2 separate regions of the Mus musculus genome follow, and region 2 is linked to region 1. The links are chromatin loops, found by intact Hi-C in ENCODE. Cell type or tissue: left cerebral cortex. All regions are shown on one strand. Links, peaks and the distances in the headings refer to the core of each region. The heading gives the core; the rest is flanking DNA.

Region 1 (2,918 bases), core at 263-2,762:
GCAGAAGTGGAGACTCTAAAAGGGAAGGTGGGGGAGGGGCTGGTGGTGCACACCTGTAGCCCAGCACTTGAGAGGTAGAAGCAGGGAGCCCCGAAGTTCAGGGTCATCCTTGCCTACAGAGTGCTTTGGGCCAGCCTGGGCTACATGAGATAGAGTCTCAGAAAACAAACAAAGAAGGAGTGGAATGTGAGACATTTGCCTTTCCTATGTATTCCTTAATCCTTTCATCTGAAGAAGACAGGGCCTGAAAACAAACAAAAACCTCCCATCTCTGCCTCAAGGAGGTTATTGCCCCCCTTGTAGTTCAAATAACAGCGGTTTAAAAAGTGCTTGGCACAGCCAAGTGTTACATGAATGTCACACAATAGAAATCACTGGCTTAAACAGTCCCTGCCTCCTAACTCTAAGGCAAAAAGCTGGTGGTCCGGAGCCTTACCATGCAGCAGACGTTTCAAACAATGAGAATTTATAAAAACCCAAGCCTTTCAATAATTTAGCAAGACAGTAATGAAAATTAGATTAACATCAAAGAATTATTTCACTAAAAATAAAAACAGTACAATCTTGCTTCTGTGTGAGAATATGTTGTATGTTAGCGCAAGTAGTGAGGGCAGCACAGAAAAGCAAACAGCTTTGGAAAGGGCGTGCCGGAAGATGCAGAGATGAAGCTGGAGCTTCGACGCAGCCGGTACAGAAGGTAATCAGTTGAGATCTAACACACAGATGAGCACCAAAGTTAATAAAACGTCATTGTGTTGCAGATTCTCATTAAAGTCAATTTTTGATGCTCGTGTCAATAAAAAAATTATTGCATAATAGATTTGTTCATCTGCTTCACAATAGCAACCAGTTTATCATCTATGCCTTCATACTGTGGTTTAAACCTCAAGTATACATAATAATTTTTATCTTCAAGAAACAAAGAGCTCGGCCAGAAGGGAGCGGTTGGTTGCTCAGGAAGAGCACGGATCTGTCTTGCTCTCCTGGGTAGACTCGTTTAGCTCCTGAATAAACAGAGCGGCTCAGTTGCTTGAACCTCTCTCTGAAAACGTAAAGGATCTCCAAGCCAGGGTCATTAGCATTTCTATTTTATTCAGAAAGAAGCTTTCAGATTAGAGATGAAAGAAAAGCTGCTGCCAGTCAACGCCAAGGTGCACAAACCACTGAACAGTTTTCAGCGAAATAGGAAGGAAAATTATTCTAGAGAGGAGCCCTGTAAGTCAGTTTCAGTGCCTTGGATAAATACTGTTTTTATTCTTGTCAGCTGAGGTAGAGAATGCTCCTTCAAAGCAGTTTACCGGCTCTGTGTCTGGAGAAGTCGATGGGCTTCCAGAGACTGTCTTTGGATGCCATGGTAACTACATGATTCCGGTCAAGTCTGTCCTATCTAGGGGACAGTTTAAGGGATTTTAAAACATTACCTAACATGTCCCTGGCAGGAATAAACTGGACACATGACACACTGGACACAAGACACACTCGCTTCTAGGCCTTTGGGTTTCCAGCACCTGAGAGCTACAGTGAGATATGATACTATCTGAAAGGACACACAGCCTGTGCACAGCAATTATAAAACACACAGGCACTGGTGCTGGCAAGGTGCTCCAGGGTTAAGAGCACTTGCTCTTTAAGAGGAACCAAGTTGGATTCCCAGCAGCCACACGGTGGCTCACAACCATCTGTAACTCCAGTTCCAGGGGATCCTGTACCCTCTACTTATGCACTGCATAAGCATGATGCACATACATCCATGCAGTCAAAACACACACATACAATTTTTAAAAACCTTAGAAATACTTTAAAAGGATATATTGATCCTGAAGTGGTAGCTTAGTAGTTTTAACACATATTATTCTTCCAAAGGACCTGAGTTAGGTTCCCTACATCCATACTGGGCAATCTGTACTCTGGATCCAGAGGGATCCTCTCCTCTGGCTTCCACAGATACTGCATTCATGAGCACACACACAAGCACACAACAAGTAAATAAATAAATAAATAAATCTTTCAATTAAAAATATACAAGAATGTATATACAGCATGCCATCATAGATGTTGAACTTTTATATTCAAATTTTTAAATTAATTTTTTTCTCTAGGTTTTGCTTTGACTTTAGTTGTGAAGGTCTTTTGTGGATTGCCCTAAGGCACAGTGGCAGAACCAGGAAGGAGTTCAAACTGCTCACATGGACCTGCAGGTGCAAAATCCCTGGCTCCGCTTCAGTGCTGAGGCAAAAGCTTGGCAGGCATGGAGCTCCCCAGACCTCCCAGGGTGAAAGCACACCCCCTCCACACCCCCTCCACACCCCTCCCTTGAAAGCAATGAGGGAAACGTGTCACAGACAATACATACTTACTCTTCCGTGTAGTGAGTTACCACGGTAAGGTTACCTCACAAATCACACAGAGCCCAACATGCACCTGGACCAATGAACAGCTAAGCGGATTTTCACATATGTAAAGAATCTTGGTCATTGACATTGATTTCCACAAATCCTGTGAATGAGCCTAATTGCCCCAGCATTTGTGTGTCGTGTGCGGTAATCATGAGCGTCATCCTGAAGCAGGCTGCCTGGCCTTATGTTGTTTCTATGTTGAGGAAGCAAAGCCAGACTCGGGAGAGGGAAAGCCACGCCCTCAAATCTTACCCACTTACTCTGCTTATCAGCCTCATGGACTCTTCTTACCCCACCCCCATGTCTTTTAACCAAGTTCTCCTCTTTATGACCAACCCTCGCGTCACGCAGACACACAAAATTACTATCGCTCTCTCCTGCTCTGTATAATCCAAGAATATGATAGAATTTCTGTGGAGTTCTCAATGTCAAGCCCTCAGTCAATTCTGCACTCTTTGTTCTCTACTCCAATGTTTGAAAATTCCAGGAAAAAAACGTGCACCCTCACAGACACCTTGGCGG
Region 2 (2,918 bases), core at 229-2,728, 48 kb after region 1:
TTGGTCGTGTGAAGCCCTTGAACACTAAGCCCTTGAAGCTGATCTTTTACTACAATAAAGCACTCACTGAAGAACAGATGGTATAGGTTATGACCAACTGGGAGTTCATCATTGTGCATAAGTATTCAGCAAATATTCATTGATCCTTTCAAAATGCATGCCAGGTTCTAAGTAAGATGGCCCAGTTGAACAACTTCAATGTTAGGGTCTCTATTGCAGGTGATGGTCTCTCCTCCCATGAAGGAGAGCAGATAAAAGGATTAGGCCACAGACAAAATGATTCAATGACAAGTGAGGTGAGCAAGACGCAGTCCCACACAACAGAGGCTCCTGCTTAGCCTGGATGTACTGACACCCAGGTCATGTGATTATAATATATTTGCTTTGTAATTTTTAAAAAGATGTATTATTTATTATAAGATTAGTATTTATTCATATTTATTCTTTTAAAGATTATTTATGTATATGTGTGTGCATGTGCATGTGTGTATATGCATGTGAATATGCATACATGAGTGGGGGGGTTGTGCATGTACATGTATGTGCATGTGTTTAGGGAAGCCCCTGGACACCAGGAGAAGAAGCTGAATCACTGGAGGTGGAATTGCAGGCAGTTGTGAGCTCCCTGATGTGGCTGCTGGGAGCCAAGCTCAGGTCCTCTGGAAGAGCAGCCGATGCGTTAACCACTGATCCATCCCTCCAATCCCAAAAGTGTCCTTTCTTGTTTCATCTGGTTTGTTGTTATTGTTGTTGTGGTTTTTAAAAACATAAGAATTCAATGGCCCACACGGCTACATACACACTCTGTCCCTAAACAGAATGCCCTCATTCCCTCCAGCCATAACATATCTGCCCTGCGTTCTCCACCTGCTCAGACACCCATGATGCCCTTATGGTGGGCAGAATAACGGCCTCAAAGATGTTCTTGTTTCTCTCCTCAGAAAACTGAATTGTTATACCACCAGGAAAGGGGCATGATTAAGGTTAACAACTTCATATGTTTCATGAGTCTAGAAATGCAGGCAAGCGGTGATGTGAAGATTCTGTCTTTGAAATGCGGGCACCCCTCTTAGCTAGCAAAGGTATACGAATACATAATTCCTTAGATCGTTTCAGAAAGGCATGAATGAACCCTGCCAATACCTTGATTTTAGCCCAGTGAGACCCATGGCAGCCTTCAGATCTACAGAATAATAAGTCAGTTTCTTGTATTTCAGATATCAAGTCTGTGGTAATTTCTCAGGACAAACACAGTCCTGTTTGTATTTCTTCCACTTGGAGTGTTCTTCCTCACCATGACTAACTGTAAATGCTCCCCCGCCCACATGTTCCTTGGCTACAGTCACTCCATGAACGCTTAGCTGAAGCTGTGTTCCAGTCAGGTTACATAGTCACTCTAAAACATGTGCTTCCAGGTCTCTGTGCAGCTACCTTAAGTGGGCATAGTGACAGTTGTAAACAGACCCCACCATCTTCCCATAATACCCTATCCTTGGCAGCCAAGACCATACCTTTTCCCTTAGTTCATGTTTTATCACATATCAGACATTCCATGGTCATGAAAGTGAATGCATGAGTGCATGTTTAACTACAACAACTACAACTATCAAAACCCCATACCCACTAACTGTTAGGCAGAAGGGGAAAGCCCTTTTCTCCATGACAAGACCTGGGTGACCTTCCACCCTCAGATTGGGTGACATATTTGTCATCCCTTGAGCATTCTAGCTATTTATAGTGCTGTGGTCCTCCAACTTTGTGCATGGGGCTTGTTTGGACGGCCTAGCCCCGAGGATCCCAGGGGAGGCAGGTGTGCGATGGATAAGCAAACGTGGTCCTAAGAAGCCTGACAGCCACTGTTGTAGGCCTGGCTTATGTGCTCTCAGGTTCTGACCACCTCTGGCTTCTCTGGAAGACTATGCAGACTTCACTTCCAAGCCCAGGTACTGGCCAGCATCACCCCAGCCCACTGTGAATGAGGGAAAAACAACCCCTTCCTCTCTTCCCTAAGCACAGAGCCTTTCTAATAGAGCTCAGCACCTCCTCAGCTGCCCCAGTGCACGGTCCTTTTCCCAGGAATTGTTGCAACACCTCTCTCTCCCTTGTCTGAACCCCAGAGCTTGGTGATAAGACAGAGCAGCAGCAGCAGCAGCTGGGCCTGAGAAGCACTAGGCTGCCAGACAAGTGTGGAAAACCCAGCAGCCTTGAGAGCATGTCTTTGGGTTCACATTACAGCTGACTGAATTGTTTCCAAAATCTGTTTCAGGCCTTGGCTGCATCATCCCATCTGGAAGCAAATCAGCACTGATTGGCCTCATTTCCACCCTTCACATTAGGGCACTTGTGGTAGAAAGAAGCTCCGTTGTGCCTTTCCATGGATGAGAGACACACTGTTCACCTCCTGTCACCTCTGCCATGCTCACATCCCCCCTATTTTTCCATATCCCTAGTCTTGCAAACCTGGTACGATCCAAAAATTCTACCTAAACCATCCCGAGACACACAGTCCCTCTCTCTGAGATGGAAGGTGGGTGAGACACAGAGGCCCTGAGGAAACGGACTCTCATGTGAATGATAATAGTAGGTCAGATCTGCAGAGTGGACAAGGGGTTCATGACAGGGTCCTCACTGGGAGACACAAACACCCCTGCCATCGTCCCTCCCAGGAGGACAGAGAGCCACAGGCCCAGGTGTACAGACTCTCCACCAGTCTGAGGCCACCCACACTGTGGCCTACACACACAGAAAGCTGGTCATACAGGCAAGAAAGTTCCACTGCCTGTCAAAGTGTCATCTACTGTGTTTGCAGTTGCCTCTTGCCAGTGACTACCCTCCCAACACCAGCAGAGAGACACTGGCATCTCCCTTTCCAGTGAAATCCAAAATGGGACTTGCAACATTATGGCTGCTGAGAGCTG

Evidence for each region. Peaks named below come from ENCODE experiments on the same cell type or tissue, not always from the same donor. Only the 100,000 strongest peaks of a DNase experiment are listed, where the experiment ranks them.
Region 2: a loop joins it to region 1, with 2.3 times the contacts of the local background. A loop is called at or near these places in 3 of 42 quality-filtered maps.

What each region holds. Positions count from the first base shown.
Region 1 is chr15:37,670,137-37,673,054 of GRCm38, forward strand. It overlaps a transcript of Ncald not described here. Among named protein-coding and RNA genes, the nearest start is that of Gm15942, 29 kb to the right of the region's middle. In left cerebral cortex, for the core only: a CTCF peak has its summit at 1,647; DNase peaks (open chromatin) are centred at 1,363, 1,571 and 2,628; H3K27ac peaks cover 2,421 bases.
Region 2 is chr15:37,718,097-37,721,014 of GRCm38, forward strand. It overlaps a transcript of Ncald not described here. Among named protein-coding and RNA genes, the nearest start is that of Gm15942, 19 kb to the left of the region's middle. In left cerebral cortex, for the core only: no CTCF peak of the experiment used is centred there; DNase peaks (open chromatin) are centred at 1,327 and 2,255; H3K27ac peaks cover 1,328 bases.